Linked DNA regions of Homo sapiens: region 1 is linked to region 2. Evidence: chromatin loops called from intact Hi-C (ENCODE). Cell type or tissue: mammary epithelial cell. All regions are shown on one strand. Links, peaks and the distances in the headings refer to the core of each region. The heading gives the core; the rest is flanking DNA.

Region 1 (7,419 bases), core at 1,087-6,086, 750 kb before region 2:
TCGAAGCTGAACTGCCAAGATCCACGGATGTATCCATCGGCTTCACACTCACAAGACATCCTGACCTGCAGCGTGAGGGGTCCTGCCCCAATCAGAAAGAGATCAGCCCTGGTGTTTACAAATTCTCTTCCCTGTCCCACATCCTCCTATGCTGAGACCATTCTCATCTGGTCCTGTTGTCTCCTCCAAGTCCTGCCCTTGCTGCTGGGCTTCATGGAGGTCCCATGTCTAATTTCTTCTCCCCACACACAGAACAGCCCCTGAGCCCACAGTCTGCTCCCTTCTGTCCTTGGTCTCTTTCACTCACCACTGGGTGTGAAATCCTCCAGCTCAGTGTCAGCCAGTTCCAGTCTGAGCCTCTGCCCCACCTCTCTCAGCATTTCCAGTTGTTTTCCCCAGGCATCTGTGGCATACAGCTGCTCTTCTAGGTGACCCATAGATAAGACCTTGTCACTGCCACAGTCATAGGAGAGAAAATTCTTCTGATCCACCTGGCTCTGGACCTCACACCACTGTTGCCCATGTCTGGGCAAATGAATGATGGTGAAGTTATACCAGAGAGAGTGAGCGTCTAAGGAAAAAAAAAAAAAACACCAGAGAGTGTTGGGGTGGGGGAAAGACCCCAAACACTGTGACAGCAAGAGGGTTTCCTGAAGGGCTGGGCTGGCAGAGCATGGATTTCTCTTCCTGGACGGTGGTCTCTGCCTGTGGAGGAACCATGGGTCGCTAACATGTCTATCTCCCCACTCTGCCCAGGCCTATACTCACATCCGTCAGCACAGGACCCTGCCAGGGAGGTGGCAGGCCCACTACAGGAAGAAGGACTTAGATGGCAGGATCTGCAGGAGCAGCCCAGGTGGACTGCAAGAGGCGGGAGAGTGTGGGAGGGCACCCTGAGGATGTTGGAGCGTGGTGCAGTGGGTACGATGTAGTTAACATTGGATAAGGATGAGTTCATTTATTATGGGTAACAAGACATGGTAAGTTCCCTGGAATGTGGTCAGCTGCTAGTAGGTTGCCCTTGGAACCTTGGAAAAAGGAATGACCCACACCGCATGAAACAGAAAACCCAGGTCTTACGTGGCAGGTTGTACAGGAAGGAACAAAATACTAAGAGAAGTGCCCATGCCAGAGTGACTGCAGTATGAAAATCCAGAACAATGTTCACCCTCTGTGCTCAAGGGAAGCCTGGAAGACTCCTGTTTACCTAGCATATAAAGAAGGCCCCAGGAGAAGGCAGCAGACTGTCAAGAAGCTCAGGGATGCCTGTTGCTGAAGCCCAGGGTCAGGGGTAGGAGATGCTCTTCCTGAAATGGGCTCCCAGTAGTAATGGGGATGGAAAATCCTGAAATAAGAGATCTCAAGTGGAGGCCGTCAACTGTCAGCAGGAAGGAGGGTGCAATGATGGAAATAATTAGAGAAGTCACAATGCTAGCTGGGGTCCTCAGTCTTACAAAGCTATGCCCATGGCTCATAGAACAAAAGGGTCCAAGATCCAAAAGAGATGGAGACTCCACCCGGATACTACTAGATTTAAATAATTACCACAAAGACAAAATGCAAGGATGGATGACCAGGAGGCTGAAAGTTGTCACCCCGGGAAATAACTGAGCTCCCTCGCCCAGCTTTGAGAACTGAGCCACATCTCAGACGCAGAGTCCATTACTAGAAGGAGAGCCCAGAGCCCCTGGTGGGCTCCTTCAACCCCACAGCAATTGCAATGACTCCTTCAGCCTCCCCCACAGAGCCAGATGGGTAGTCACTCTGGTAACTGTACACCATGAAACAGCAAATACTCAGACACTCCTAGTGGACACAGTGTGTGATCCGAGCTCTTCCCAGGGATGTGAAGCATTAACTTGCTCCCCTGTTACTCATGAGGTGCATTTGGGGCAAAGTAACAGATGGACTTCTGTGTCAGGTCCAGCTTAGAGGGATGTGCTGGGTTCATAGACCCATTCAATGGTAATTTCACATTTCCTGGATTTCTACCGGGAATGGATAGTGTTTGTAGTTAATGTAGTAACTATTATAGTTTGTGCTGGTCATATGACCTCCCCTGTCACTACTCAACTCTGCTCTTATAGCTGGGATGCAGCCATACACACTCTGTGATGAGGGGTGTGGCTGGACCTGCCACTACAGCTATTTGACCCTGGACTCCCTAAGATCCCAGAAGCATGTGTGGTTGGAAAAGGTGCTATGTGGATTTCATGGCTATTCCCAACCACAGAATCCAACAGGGTCCCCTAGTGCTCAGAAGCAAAGCTGTGCCACTCACAGCAGTGAAATCCCCTCATTTAAAAGTGGCTCCTGCTGTGGTCCTGGGCCCCTGTGGAGATGGGCCTCCAGCTATGGGAGGGCAGTGACCACACAGCCTCAGAGCTGCCCATCACAGGGTGTGCTCCTCACCCTTTAGGTCATTAGGAAGATAGGCCCCACAGTGAGAAGACACAGGTGGGTCTCCTGGGATGGGCAGGAGCAGGGCCACAGGGAACCAAGAAGCTGCACAAGCAGTTGGCTCTGATCCCCAGGACACCACATGGCTACACCCCCCCACCCTCAGGTCACACCTGAGGCTTCAGGGAGGGTCCCTGAATGGCCCCTGGGGACCGTTAATGCTACTCAGCAACAAAGGAGGGGAGCAGTAGGCCCCGAACCATGGGACTCCCCCTCACATTCATCACATCCACACCTCCCAGAAGCCACAGGCAGGGTAGGACACACTTGTGACTCTTCAACTTACACAACTTAGAGATGACACCCTAGGGGATGGGGCAGCAATTGCCAGGACACAGCATGTGCCCTCATCTGGAGTCTGCAACCTAGGACAGGGTCCATTTCAGGTTTCTCTTTTACTTGCAGGTTGCCATTGCCTGCTGTTGCTCTACAAAGGGACGGGACTTGACACAGAGACAGAGAACTCACGGCCAGCAAGGACCAAAGTGCCTTCAGCCTTTCCTTTCTAGAAAGGGTTTGCTGACTCCTGTCTGCTTAGTGACTATTCTATATGACGCTGGCGTCACCCATGTCTTGACCCCAGCTCGGGTTCCGGGGGCTCTGGTTTCTCCTTCCCGAGGACGAGTGGGGCTGCGGGGTTGCACCAGGGATCCCCTCCCCACCTCGCCCTCTGCAGCTTTTTGGCCCCTCCACCCTCCTGCGGTTCTTTTTTCGCCTTCTTTGACCCCCCTCCTGCTCTGCAGGGCAAGCAGCAGCCGCAGGAAGCGGACCTGGCGAAAAAGAGCAGCGAATCGGAACTGAGCGTGGGGGCAGTCCGGGGAGATCGCGCCGGTCCTTCTAGAAGGCTTCCCTCCTCTGAAACCCGCTGCAGTCCACAGCCCCCCAGGTTTGGCCCCCGCCCCGCTTAGGCTCCATCCCCGAACTCACCGGCCCGCCCCGTCCCGGACCAGTCGAATAGCAGGTACGGAAGAATCGCGAGGCGCGGAAGGATCGCGGGGCTGGCGGCCGCTGCCATTGTAGACCAGGAGCGCCCGGGACACAAGGCGCAGTCGATGTGGAGACCAGCGTATGAATCACTTCGGCCCTCGCATGCCAGCTAGTGATTGAGTGTGCTCGGCCCCGTCCGGTCCCGTCCCGCCCCGGGATCCAGGGGAGCCTACGCCTGCCCACGTTTGGAGGGATGCTCCGCCCTATCCCGCCCCGTCCCGCCCTTCCCCGCCCCACCCCAGGCTGGGACCCGGGGAGCCTATGCCTGCTGTGGCTCCGCTTCGTCCCGCCCCGGGCTCGTGGCCTGACAGCGGCCCCCTCTGGCCAACCCTTACCCTCCACCCCAGGCTCCGCGCGGGCCAGGACACGATTCCTTCTTGACCGCCTCATTTAATTTTTTAACACACCATTTATTATTACCCCAATGTAAGCACTGATGCACAGGAAAGCGAAGAAACTTGCACAGGGATATCCAGTGGCGGCTGTGTCCCCCCGTCACTGCCTCCGCCAGCGACACCTGCCCTCCTTCAGCCTGCGCCAAGGAGTCCCCGCCCCTCTCCGTCCAGGGCGCAGCTGCTTCCCAGTCCGGAGCAGACCTTCTTTGCCTCTCCACTAAAAGCATGAGGAATATATAGAATATATATAGAATAAAGTATATTCTATATCCCTTTATGACTTCTGGGAAAAAAAAGAAAGAAAAGAAAGCCCTAGTGGCCTACCGTGATCAGTGATCAAATGATCAATTGTGTTTCCATGGAGAGCAGAAGCCGAGGGAGGGTCTACGCATGCGTGGGGCTCACTTTGCTGTACACCCATCTGTGGCCAGCTACACGCAAATCCATGGCTGCACGCGCATCTCTGCCCTGTCCCTGGATGGTGACTGCAGCCATCCTCAAAGCGGCAACCCGAGTGTATCCTCGTCTCAGTCACCATGGAAACATCTAGATCTGTGGGCAGAAGCCAGAGGGAGGTGATGGGCCCAGTGGCCCTTGGCCGCAAGGGAGGGCTTTAGCCTGGGATGAGGAGTGGACAGAGATCTTGAGTGCCACTCAGGCCCCAGCCACTCAGCCCATTCCCTATTGAATGAGAAAAATCGGCACAGACCTCCCACTCCGTACAGTCTTCATGTTGGGATCACCTGCACCTGGTGATCATCAATCCCGAGGGTCCTGAGGCTGTGGGAAAGAGGAGGAGGCCTGGACAAAGCCCAGGGCCTGTTTCTGCTTCAGGACAGAGTCATGGGAGGGCAGCCACCTCTGTGACTGAGCAGGGACACAGGAGCCTAGAAGATTCTGGCCTGATGCACTAGAGCCCCTGTGCAGGAGGGGCCATGTGGAGGGTAGTTTGGAGGACAACAGACACACAAGGGTGGGCAGTTCTCAGATTTGGGAGGGGCAGAGCTTGGCGGGTCCCAGGATCTGTGTGTGAGAAGAGCCTCCCATGTACAGGGCTGGGGGCAGGAGCCCAGGTTAGTCCTGGGAGGAGGCCTCTGGGAAGGCCCTGGCAGCACCACCCCGAGGCCAGGTGACCTGGGCCAGTGACTGGGGGAACAGGAGGAAGGTAGAAGGAGGCTGGCAGGAGAGCCCCAAGCAGGACAGGAGGAGGGGCTTTTGTGCACACCTGGGCCCTCCTGACTCACCCCTGCTGCAGGCATCTGGCCAACAGACTCAGGCCTGCCCAGGATGGGGATAGAAGTGGCCCAAATGTTATTGTAATGGCCGGGATCTAGAGATCATGCATTCAGATATGGAAGTCAGCTGATATTGTGGCTGAATATTCCTGTGCAAGCTTCTTCAGCTTTCTAGGAATGGATGTCTGCATGTGGAAAATGACAAATGCTATGAACACAGATGAAATGAGCAGATTCTACAAGGAACCCTGTCCTTGCACATGCTAAGGACCCAGGGCAGGTCTCCTATTTCAGTTGTGAGGCCTCCAGCTCTCCCTGAAGTCAGCAACTGCCAGGCCCACCCTGAGGAGAGCTGGATCTCTGAGCCCAGGCCATGGCCTCTTCATGGCCCTGGGGGCGCTGTGATGGGGAGGAAATGAAAACAAGACCCACCATCAAGACTCAGGCATGTTTTTCAGACCCACAGAGGATGATTTTTCTCTCCATCACCTGGTGAGCCTGACGTGATGTAAGGGTGGTTGGAAGCTGAGTGAACCAGTGAATGAATGAGACAGTTGTGGGAGTGAATGGGACTCAGAAGAATAGCACAGGTTCAGAGGGGAGCTGGAGCGGAGGTTGTAACCCCCAGCGGCCTGAAGGTGGCAGCATCGAGGTTGGTAATTTTTTTTTTTTTTTGCCTTTTTTAGTTGTTGGGTTTTATTTGTTGTTTTCCGGTTTGTTTGTTTTTGAGACAGTCTCACTCTGTCGCCCAGACTGGAGTGCAATGGGACGATCTCAGCTCACTACAATCTCTGCCACCCGGGTTCAAGCGATTCTCTTCCCTCAGCCTCCCGAGTAGCTGGGATTAGAGGCACCTGCCACCACCCCCGGCTAATTTTTGCAATTTTAATAGAGACAGGGTCTCACCGTGTTGGCCAGGCTGATCTCGAACTCCCGGCCTCAGGTGATCTGCCTGCCTCGGCCTCCCAAAGTGTTGGGATTACAGGCGTGAGCCACTTCGCCTGGCCCCAACTTGGAAATTTGAATCTCCACCTGGGTGTCCACAAAGATTTTCCAAGGAAGAGTAACTTTGGTTTTCAACCAGTCTGGGGGGTGCTTCATCAGGATAGAATCTTCTAGAAAACATAGTGTGATGACGGACAGCAAACTGCTGTCTTCAGTTGGTTTGACTGAGCCTAGAGTGCACCAGGGCCAGGAAAATCTTGTCTTTTTCTTGCCTTTTTTTTTTTTTGAGACGTTGTCTCATACTATCGCCCGGGCTGGTGTGCAGTGGTGTGATCTAGGCTCGCTGCAACCTCCGCCTCCCGGGTTCAAGCGATTTTCCTGCCTCAGCCTCCTGAGTGGCTAGGATTACAGGCATCCCCACCATGCCCGGCTAGTTTTTTGTATTTTTAGTCGAGATGGGGTTTCACTATGTTGGCTAGGCTGGTCTCGAACTCCTGATCTCATGATCCGCCCGCCTTGGCCTCCCAAAGTGCTGGTATTACAGGCGTGAGCCACCGCGCATGGCTGAAATACTTGCCTTTTAAGCAAAGAAAGAACGAGTCTGAAAGTGGGAATGGAAATGGGAAAAGATAACCGGGCCAGGAGGAAAGAGGAGAAAAGAAGGGTTGGGGTCTGAGAGGTAGCAAGGATTCAAGCATTTCCTGCCCCATGGCCTGGAGTTGCAAGTGGGCGGGGCAGGGCTACTGGAGCTGTGACAGCCTTGAGGGCCAGGGTGACTCACGCAGCGGCTCTCTGCTTCCTCTGGGTGTGTCACACCCTGGGCTCCTGGTCCCCAGTGGCACAGGTGCTGGCGCGAAGTTGGGTGTTTGCCTCCAGCCTCTGCTCCTGCTGCCAGGCTGGTCCAGGGCAGGTTGGGGCGGGGCAGTGAGTTCTAGGGCTGGACCCTAAGCAGGGGTGTGGGCAAATATGGGGGTCTTGGACTGCAGGGGGTCAGGAGAGGGGAGGCTTCTGGAAGTTCCTGAAGGTTGCCCTGGGATTTAATGCGACATTGCTAGCTAGAGCCAGCTTGGCATGGGGAGAGCGATGCGAGACTGATGAAAAGCGTGCAGCCTGATTTAAAGCCAAACCCTGAGTCCTTTCTAAGAACAATAAAGCATATTGTAGTCGCTAAAAGAAACAAATACAAAAAAAATTAAAAAGTAGCCTTTCTTCGCAGATACAGCACGTTTTATTTTTAATCTTTACATTTAACATTGTCTTTTGAAAATAGTGTATATTATTTGATATTTTAAAATCCAACCTGGGAGTTTCAGTGATTTATGTGATAAGTTTAGTAGTTCACTTTTATTGTAATTACTACTGTTTAGGATTTAGCTCTGCCATCTTTTTTATTTATT
Region 2 (7,419 bases), core at 786-5,785:
GGGGTTGAAGGAGAGCATGGTACTGTGAGTTCTGAGACAGGCAGGGAGAGGAACCTGTGAGATGGGAGTGAGAGAGAGGAGCCCTCTGCTCTCACTGGCACCCGTGCTGCTGGGCAGGGTCAGCCACAGGTGGAAATTCAGGTCTTGGAAGCTAAGGATCAGGAGACTCTTGCTAGAGGCAGTAATTGAAGCCCTAAGGTTTAATAAGATGGCCCACAAAAATGTGCAAAGGAAAGATGAACCCTTGGGAATCCCAACATCTAAGTGATCAGCAAGCGGGTGGGGGGATTTGGAGAACAGCCAAAGAAAGATTGAAAGAGTAGCAGAGGAGGCAGGGAGGATGTCTGAGGAGAAGGCACTGCGCTAACAAGGAAAAAGCACATCTCAGAGATGGGGGAGACACAGTCTCAAAGGCTGCCGAGGTCAAGGAGATTTAAACAGAAAAGCAGATTTTATATTTGGCAACTAAGAGAAAAGGGAGAGATCACAGTGGGTTGCAGAAAAAGGGGGATTAAGAAGGAACGGAATGGGTATAGACTTTTTTATATGTAAAGTTCACAAAAGGAAGAAAAAATGATAGTTTGGAGAGAAAGGCAAGAGCAAAGCAAGACTTCTCGTCTGGCTCGAATGCCGAGTCCATGAGCAGATGGCAGGGAAGGAGGAGGAAGGTGGGAGAGGAGACAGTGGCTCACTTCTTGTTGGAACGGGGCCTGGGGAGGTGGGAAGGAAGAGGATGGGACACACAGGAATAGGGGCTCATCTTGGAAAGGGCTGGAAGCATCTCTCTGAACCAAGGGAGAAAAAGATGAAAGACAGAGGAACTTTGAGGTGGACTTGGGGGAAGACAAAGGGTTCGATTTCACTCGTGCAGATAATAAAGTCATCTGCTGAGTGAGTGAAGCAGAGAGCAGGGGTGTCTGAGGGAAAGTGGAAAGGATCAGAAGAACACTTGCTGGCCGGGCGCGGTGGCTCACACCTGTAATCCCAGCACTTTGGGAGGCGGAGGCGGGCAGATCACGAGGTCAGGAGATCAAGACCATCCTGGCTAACACGGTGAAACCCCATCTCTACTAAAAATACAAAAAATTAGCTAGGCGTGGTGGCGGGTGCCTGTAGTCCCAGCTACGCGGGAGGCTGAGGCAGGAGAATGGCGTGAACCCGGGAGGCGGAGCTTGCATTGAGCCGAGATCACGCCACTGCACTACGGCCTGGGCGACAGAGTGAGACTCTGTCTCAAAAAAAAAAAAAAACAAAATGGACCAGTCACTAGAGATGACTAGAATAGCCTGTGAAAGACATCAAAGACCCAACTGAGGCTGGCCCCCATGAATCAGTGTGATGACGTCATTTCAAAATCTGCTCAGCAGCTTGGAAACTACTGGTGAAAACCGTGGTGTGTGTGGGTTCCTCCAGGTTGGGAACCGGCAGAGCTGGTAGGGGAAGGTTCCCAGGGCGGGGGTGGGGAGGGTGCCAGTGAGCACGCAGTTGCAGTAATTGGGCATGACATTAGGCTGAGTGAAGAGGAAAACCAGCTGGCGACAGAGGCGTGGGGTGAGGGACTGCAGTATTGTCATAAAGCCCGGTTCAGCAGGACTTAATGTGAGAGAGAAGGAAATACCCTAATCTGTAATTGAAGAAGGGACTTTTGGAGTCCTGCCTTAGAGGTGGGACGGTTTTGAGTGTGATCAGGTTCTGGAGGTGGCTCTGATTCTGTGCTGCTGCTCTGGAGTGGAGGAAAAGGTCATTAGAAAGTGGTCAAGGAACTAGGGTGGTGGGTGGATTATTCACATGGATGGTGAAACAGTCCAAGTTGGGGCTGGGAGGAGTGAGGTGGAGCAGACAATGGGATGATGATCATGAAAATTGAACTGGGTGGAAAATAAGGGCTGAGATTTCTGAGAAAGGGGACAGTCTGTTTTGTTCTCTGTATATTTTGACAAGCATTTGAAGCTTGTTCTCAGGACTGCCAGCAATGATTTGGTCCTCAGGAAATGAATGTGCATAGGTGTGGACTTGGACCTAAGCATGAGTTTTCATTTCGTCAGGGTGTTATGAGATGAAAGGGAGCTCATGCAGAGAGGGGACTGCATTTTCTTTATGATTAGTCATTTTGTTGCTGGCCTGGTGCCTTAGAATGCCCTTCTGAGCAATGGCAGAGTATCTTTGATGGGCCCCACCCATTGTTTACCTGTCTGCTGGGAAAATCAAAATTGCTAACAAGATTCTGAAAGGCAGTTACAAAATGAGACCCCCTTACATACCTGTCTTTCTCCCACGCTAGGCGTGTGTGCCTCAGGAAGTTCCCTTTAAGTATTCAAATGGTTAATATAGTCAATATAACATCGTACTTTCTCCCCAAGTTGTCGATCCTTTCTATCTAAAAACATCTTTTCAGTTACAACTTATTGAGCATACACACTGTGCTGAGTACTTTATATTCTTATTTCACCCTCACCAAAATATGTTATGAGGTAGTTCTTATTCTTCCCATTCTAGAAAAAATAAAAACAGAGGCTGAGAGACATTAAATAAACTGCCCAAGTTTATATAACTAGTACATGACCAAGCCTGGATTGGTCTATCTGGCTCCAAAGAGCATCCTAACCACATTATTCCCACTGGCAATAAAAACACCTTTTTTTGTTTTGTTTTGTTTTGAAACAGCGTCTCACTCTGTCACCCAGGCTGGAGTGCAGTGGTGCAATCTCCATACAAGAAAAAGCACACTGCCACCTCCACCTTCTGGGTTCAAGTATTCTTGTGCCTCAGCCACCCGAGTAGCTGGGACTACAGGCGCACACCACCACACCTGGCTAATTTTTGTATTTTTAGTAGAGATGAGGTTTCACCATGTTGGCCAGGCTGGTCTCGAACTCCCGGCCTCAAGTGATCCACCTGCCTCAGCCTCTCCCAAAGTGCTAGGATTACAGGCACAAGCCACCACACCCAGCCTCAAACACGCTTGTCTAATATACTTTATTCACTATAATGTAATCATAATTTTCTATTTAAGCAGGATTATCATTAAAGTGAACTTTCCACATCTTTCCTCGAGATTATTTCTTATTTTCCTAAAGTTTTCAAAATGTATTTCTATTATTTCTGTGAAATGAATGCATAGTGGGAAATTTTAAACATCAAGAAATGTATCACCAGTCTAATAATGTCAACACAGCTGTGGGAAACTCATTAGTTACAGCCTCCCAGCTGCCTTCCGTTCTTTTAATTCAATGATGGTCCTTGGCTGACACCTAGTGGAAATCCTGGAAACAGTACTTTAAAAATTAAATGTCCAGACAAAAAAAAATTCTTGAAGTCAGCTTTACAGATACCAGGGAACTTCTTGGAAATAGCCATATTGCCCATTAGTATATGTGGTAAATAAATTTAACTCTTCTCCAAATTAATTGAAAATAAAGGTGAAGGTATTTTGCATTTTATATATTAGTATGTTTCTGTAATTGCACTTCCCAGAGAGAGACTGAGCTAACATTTGTGTTTGCAAGTAATTTCAACTCATAATCTCAAACTCTGAATGTATGAGAGAGATAGCTATCAGGTTACAAAAATTGAAGCATTTGTTTTCTCTAAGGTGACTGTGTTGAGGCTCCCCCAAGCCCCACACTTTTTCACTAAACGTGATCGCCACTTAGCCGAAATATTTGTACTGGGATATCACAGATGGTAGCAAAATAGAGTAAAATTATTTTAAAAGTTATTTTTAGCATAGTGTTTTGTAGGTTAAATTATACTACCCTTAAAAAATGAAAATAACTTTAAAGAGGCAAGAAAGGCTACAATCCCCTAGGACAGTGGTCTTCAACCTTTTGGGCACCAGGGATTGGTTTTGTGGAAGATAATTTTTCCACGGATGGAGGCAGGGGGAGGCTTTTGGGATGATGAAAGCACATTACGTTTATTGTGCACTTTATTTCTATTACTACATGGTAATATATAATGAAATCGTTCTACAGCTCACCATAATGTGGAATCAGTGGGAGCCCTGAGCTTGTTCTAGCCCTGAGCAACTAGACAGTCCCATCTGGGGGTGATGGGAGACAGCGACACCCCAAGTGTGTTGCTTATGTCCAGTCTGCTCTCATCTTATTTTGGTCACTGTCACTGCAGAAAACCCTGCTTCACAAAGATAGGATGTTGGAAATGGAAGCAGGCTTTTGTGCTTTTGTGGCAATCTCAGGATATTCGCCTGGACTTTAATCCAGAATGTAAGGAGGTTTGAAGTTGTCTCAAACATACTTTTTTTTTTTTTTTTTTTTTTTTTTTTTTTGAGATGGAGTCTCATTCTGTTGCCTAGGCTGGAGTGCAGTGGTGCTGCAACCTCTGCCTTCCCAGGTTCAAGCAATTCTCCTGCCTCAGCCTCCTGAGTAGCTGGGATGTCAGGCACACACCACCACGCACAGCTAATTTTTGTATTTTTAGTAGAGACGGTTTCACCGTGTTGGTCAGGCTGGTCTTGAACTCCTGACCTCGTGATCTGCCCGCCTCAGCCTCTCAAAGTGCTGAGATCATAGGCGTGAGATACCACGCCCGGCCTCAAACATACTTTTAAGGCCACCAGATGCAGCTGTACAATTGAAGTACATCAACTCACTTGCCACGATAAAGCCTGCCACCAGATGCAGCTTAATTGCTCCTTGACACTCACTGACAGGGTTTTGATATGAATCTGCAAGCAATTGATTTATTATGGTCTCTGTGCAGTCAAACCTCTCTGCTAACGTTAATCTGCTCCTCAGTGCTAGCATCACTGCCTCAGCTCCACTTCAGATCATCAGGCATTAGATTCTCACAAGGAGTGCTGCAACCTAGATCCCTCGCATGCATAATTCACAGTAGGGTTCACACTCCTATGAGTATCTAATGCTGCCACTGATCTGATAGGAGGCAGAGCTCAGGCTGTAATGCGAGCCATGAGGAGCCACTGTAAATCCAGACGAAGCTTCTCTCGCTTGCCCACCACTCACCTCCTGCTGTGCGGCCCAGTTCCTAACAGGCTACGAACTAGTACTAGTCTGTGGCTCGGGGGTTGGGGACCCCTGCCCTAGGAGAGTGGGTGGAACTCACCAGTTGAGCTGATCATTGAATCCTAATGACCATTCTGAAAGAGAGGCTCCCTGATCCCACTGTCCAGTTGAGCTCGGAGAGCACCCACCTAGTGAAGTGCCTGAGCTGGGATCACAGACATTGTCCTTCAGGGCCGTCTCACTCTGGGAGATTCTGGGGCACACAGAAGAGATGGGAGGTGCAGGGAGTTGGGGAAACAGAGAGACTTAGCTCATGATAATCACAGCATTCTGCAGGAGGAAAGACAACAATGAGAGGAAACTTCCAGCAGCCATTTTGCAATTAACTCAAAATAGTTACAAGGCCATAGTGTCATGGTGAGGGCTGGTGATAAAGATACCAGGCTCCGTGCCTTGAGCTTTTGAGTCAGTAGATCAGGGTTGGGTGGCAAGAATCTGCATTTTTTTTTTTTTTTTTTTTTGAGACGGAGTCTTGCTCTGTCGCCCAGGCTAGAGTGCAGTGGCTCAATCTCGGCTCACTGCAACCTCCGCTTCCTGGGTTCAAGCGATTCTCCTGCCTCAGCCTCCCTGTTAGCTGGGATTACAGGCACCCGCCACCATGCCTGGCTAATCTTTGTATTTTTAGTAGAGACGGGGTTTCACCATATTGGCCAGGCTGGTCTTGAACTCCTGACCTTGTGATTGTGATCTGCCCGCCTCAGCCTCCCAAAGTGCTGGGATTACAGGCGTGAGCTACCGCGCCCAGCCGAGAATCTGCATTTTTAATAAGCTGGCCAATGAGTGCTGATGATCAGCCAGGCTTCGGAACCAGCCTCCCTCCCTCCTCTTTCACAGGATTGGGGGTGCAGTCTTAGCTCCGGTGCCTTGATGGTGTAGCAGCTATTACCCACTTGAGGGCGCTCATCTGCTTGAATTCCCTGCACTGTGTGTAAATGCTTAACATAAATAGCGAGTTTTTAAACGTTTTTAAAAATCTATTTATTCAGGTGGGATAAGATCTGTGTTGAGATTTGGAGTTTAAAGAAAAAAAAAGCAATTGGAATTACAGCTCTACTTTCTCTCTTTCAGGCCAAGCAAGCAATCCTTGAAATGGATGCCATTCGTAAGTTTTATTTCCTTAAAACAATTTGAAATTTCATTGTCTGTTTGTATCTATCACATTTTCTATCTTAAAGTTCATGAAAATGTCGATTGTTAGAAAATAGTATCTCTCTATTCACTGTTTTCACAAATTGGGTAGACAGTATAATCCCTTCTAAGCACATTGACTTGTTTCTACATTGGTTCTCCCAGGTTTATCTGAGTCCCTTGATGGCTGGCCACTGTTGGGGTTTCTGCATCAACTAACAATGTCAGTTATGTCTCCAGGGTCAACTCTACCCCTACCCCTGCCCCAACCTCTACCACCACCAAAAACCAGAGCTTAACAATGCATTTCTCACTTCATCCCTAACAAAATGTTGATTATCTGCAAGAATCGCAATCACTTCGTAGTATTGGTTTTCCTGATGCAGCAGAAACTTCTAAAATCACAACCACCCCACATATGTGCATATATTTCTAGGCTTACAAAAGCAGGAGAGAATAAATGTTACAGGTCCTTCCTATTAAATAAGACCTTATTCAACAGCAGTTATCACATCTTTGTTATTTTTCAGATTAAATAGAATAAAAAGAGAAAACAGTGGCTTTAAATGCAGTCAGGTCTGCTGGAAACTTGTACTGAAAACACTTCTACTTTACTTAACCCTTTCATAAGACCTTACTTCGAGGAATCAAGTGCAAACGTTGATTCCCTTCCCTCCAGCCTGGCACTTGTTAACTCCCCAGGGGGAAAAGCAGCATCAGCAAAGTGGAAACAGGTGCATTCCCACCATCGCTGCAGCTGAGGCTCCCATCTCGCATCCAACAGACCCGAGAAATGATGCCCAGAGCTCCCCAGCGGAGTGCTAGGCTGTATTCTCTAGACATCAACATTTTACCTGCAGAAATTGCCTTCGGATTTTTTTTTTTTTTTTTTGGCCGGGTGTGGTGGCTCACGCCTGTCATCCCAGCTAATAGACTCCTAGAAGTCCCAATGTAAACAAAAAGCCCTGAGATACATATACAGCAGCAATTATGGGAGGAGGATCATATCCATGTCAGATGAAAAAGAATAAATCCATATAGGCCGGGCATGGTGGCTCACACCTGTAATCCCAGCACTTTGGGAGGCCGAGGTGGGTGGATAACCTGAGGTCAGGAGTTCAAGACCAGCCTGGCCAACATGTTGAAACCCCATCTCTACTAAAAATACAAAAATTAGTCAGGCATGGTGGCACGCGCCTGTAGTCTCAGCTTCTCGGGAGGCTGAGGCAGGAGAATCACTTGAACT

What was found. A loop is a pair of places that touch in the nucleus more often than their neighbours do. Peaks named below come from ENCODE experiments on the same cell type or tissue, not always from the same donor. Only the 100,000 strongest peaks of a DNase experiment are listed, where the experiment ranks them.
Region 1: it touches region 2 in a loop (6-fold over the local background); 23 of 110 quality-filtered maps call a loop at or near these places.

The regions. Positions count from the first base shown.
Region 1 is chr6:150,065,592-150,073,010 of GRCh38, forward strand. It overlaps ULBP3 (UL16 binding protein 3), which reads right to left and starts at 3,530. Exons shown (of 5, transcript NM_024518.3): 1 at 3,388-3,530; 2 at 308-571; 3 at 1-82. The coding sequence starts at 3,475. It overlaps LOC124901428 (a long non-coding RNA gene), which reads right to left and starts at 4,682. Exons shown (of 2, transcript XR_007059809.1): 1 at 4,167-4,682; 2 at 3,837-4,059. RefSeq lists enhancers at 3,205-3,254, 3,275-3,354, 4,552-5,419. In mammary epithelial cell, for the core only: CTCF peaks have their summits at 3,773 (motif pointing left) and 5,688 (motif pointing right); DNase peaks (open chromatin) are centred at 3,580 and 5,100; H3K4me3 peaks cover 1,314 bases; H3K27ac peaks cover 967 bases.
Region 2 is chr6:150,812,070-150,819,488 of GRCh38, forward strand. PLEKHG1 (pleckstrin homology and RhoGEF domain containing G1) reads left to right here. Exons shown (of 17, transcript NM_001029884.3): 12 at 6,114-6,147. Among named protein-coding and RNA genes, the nearest start is that of MTHFD1L, 50 kb to the right of the region's middle. RefSeq lists enhancers at 1,291-1,390, 1,631-1,780. In mammary epithelial cell, for the core only: a CTCF peak has its summit at 3,251 (motif pointing left); DNase peaks (open chromatin) are centred at 1,392, 2,042 and 3,212; H3K27ac peaks cover 1,356 bases.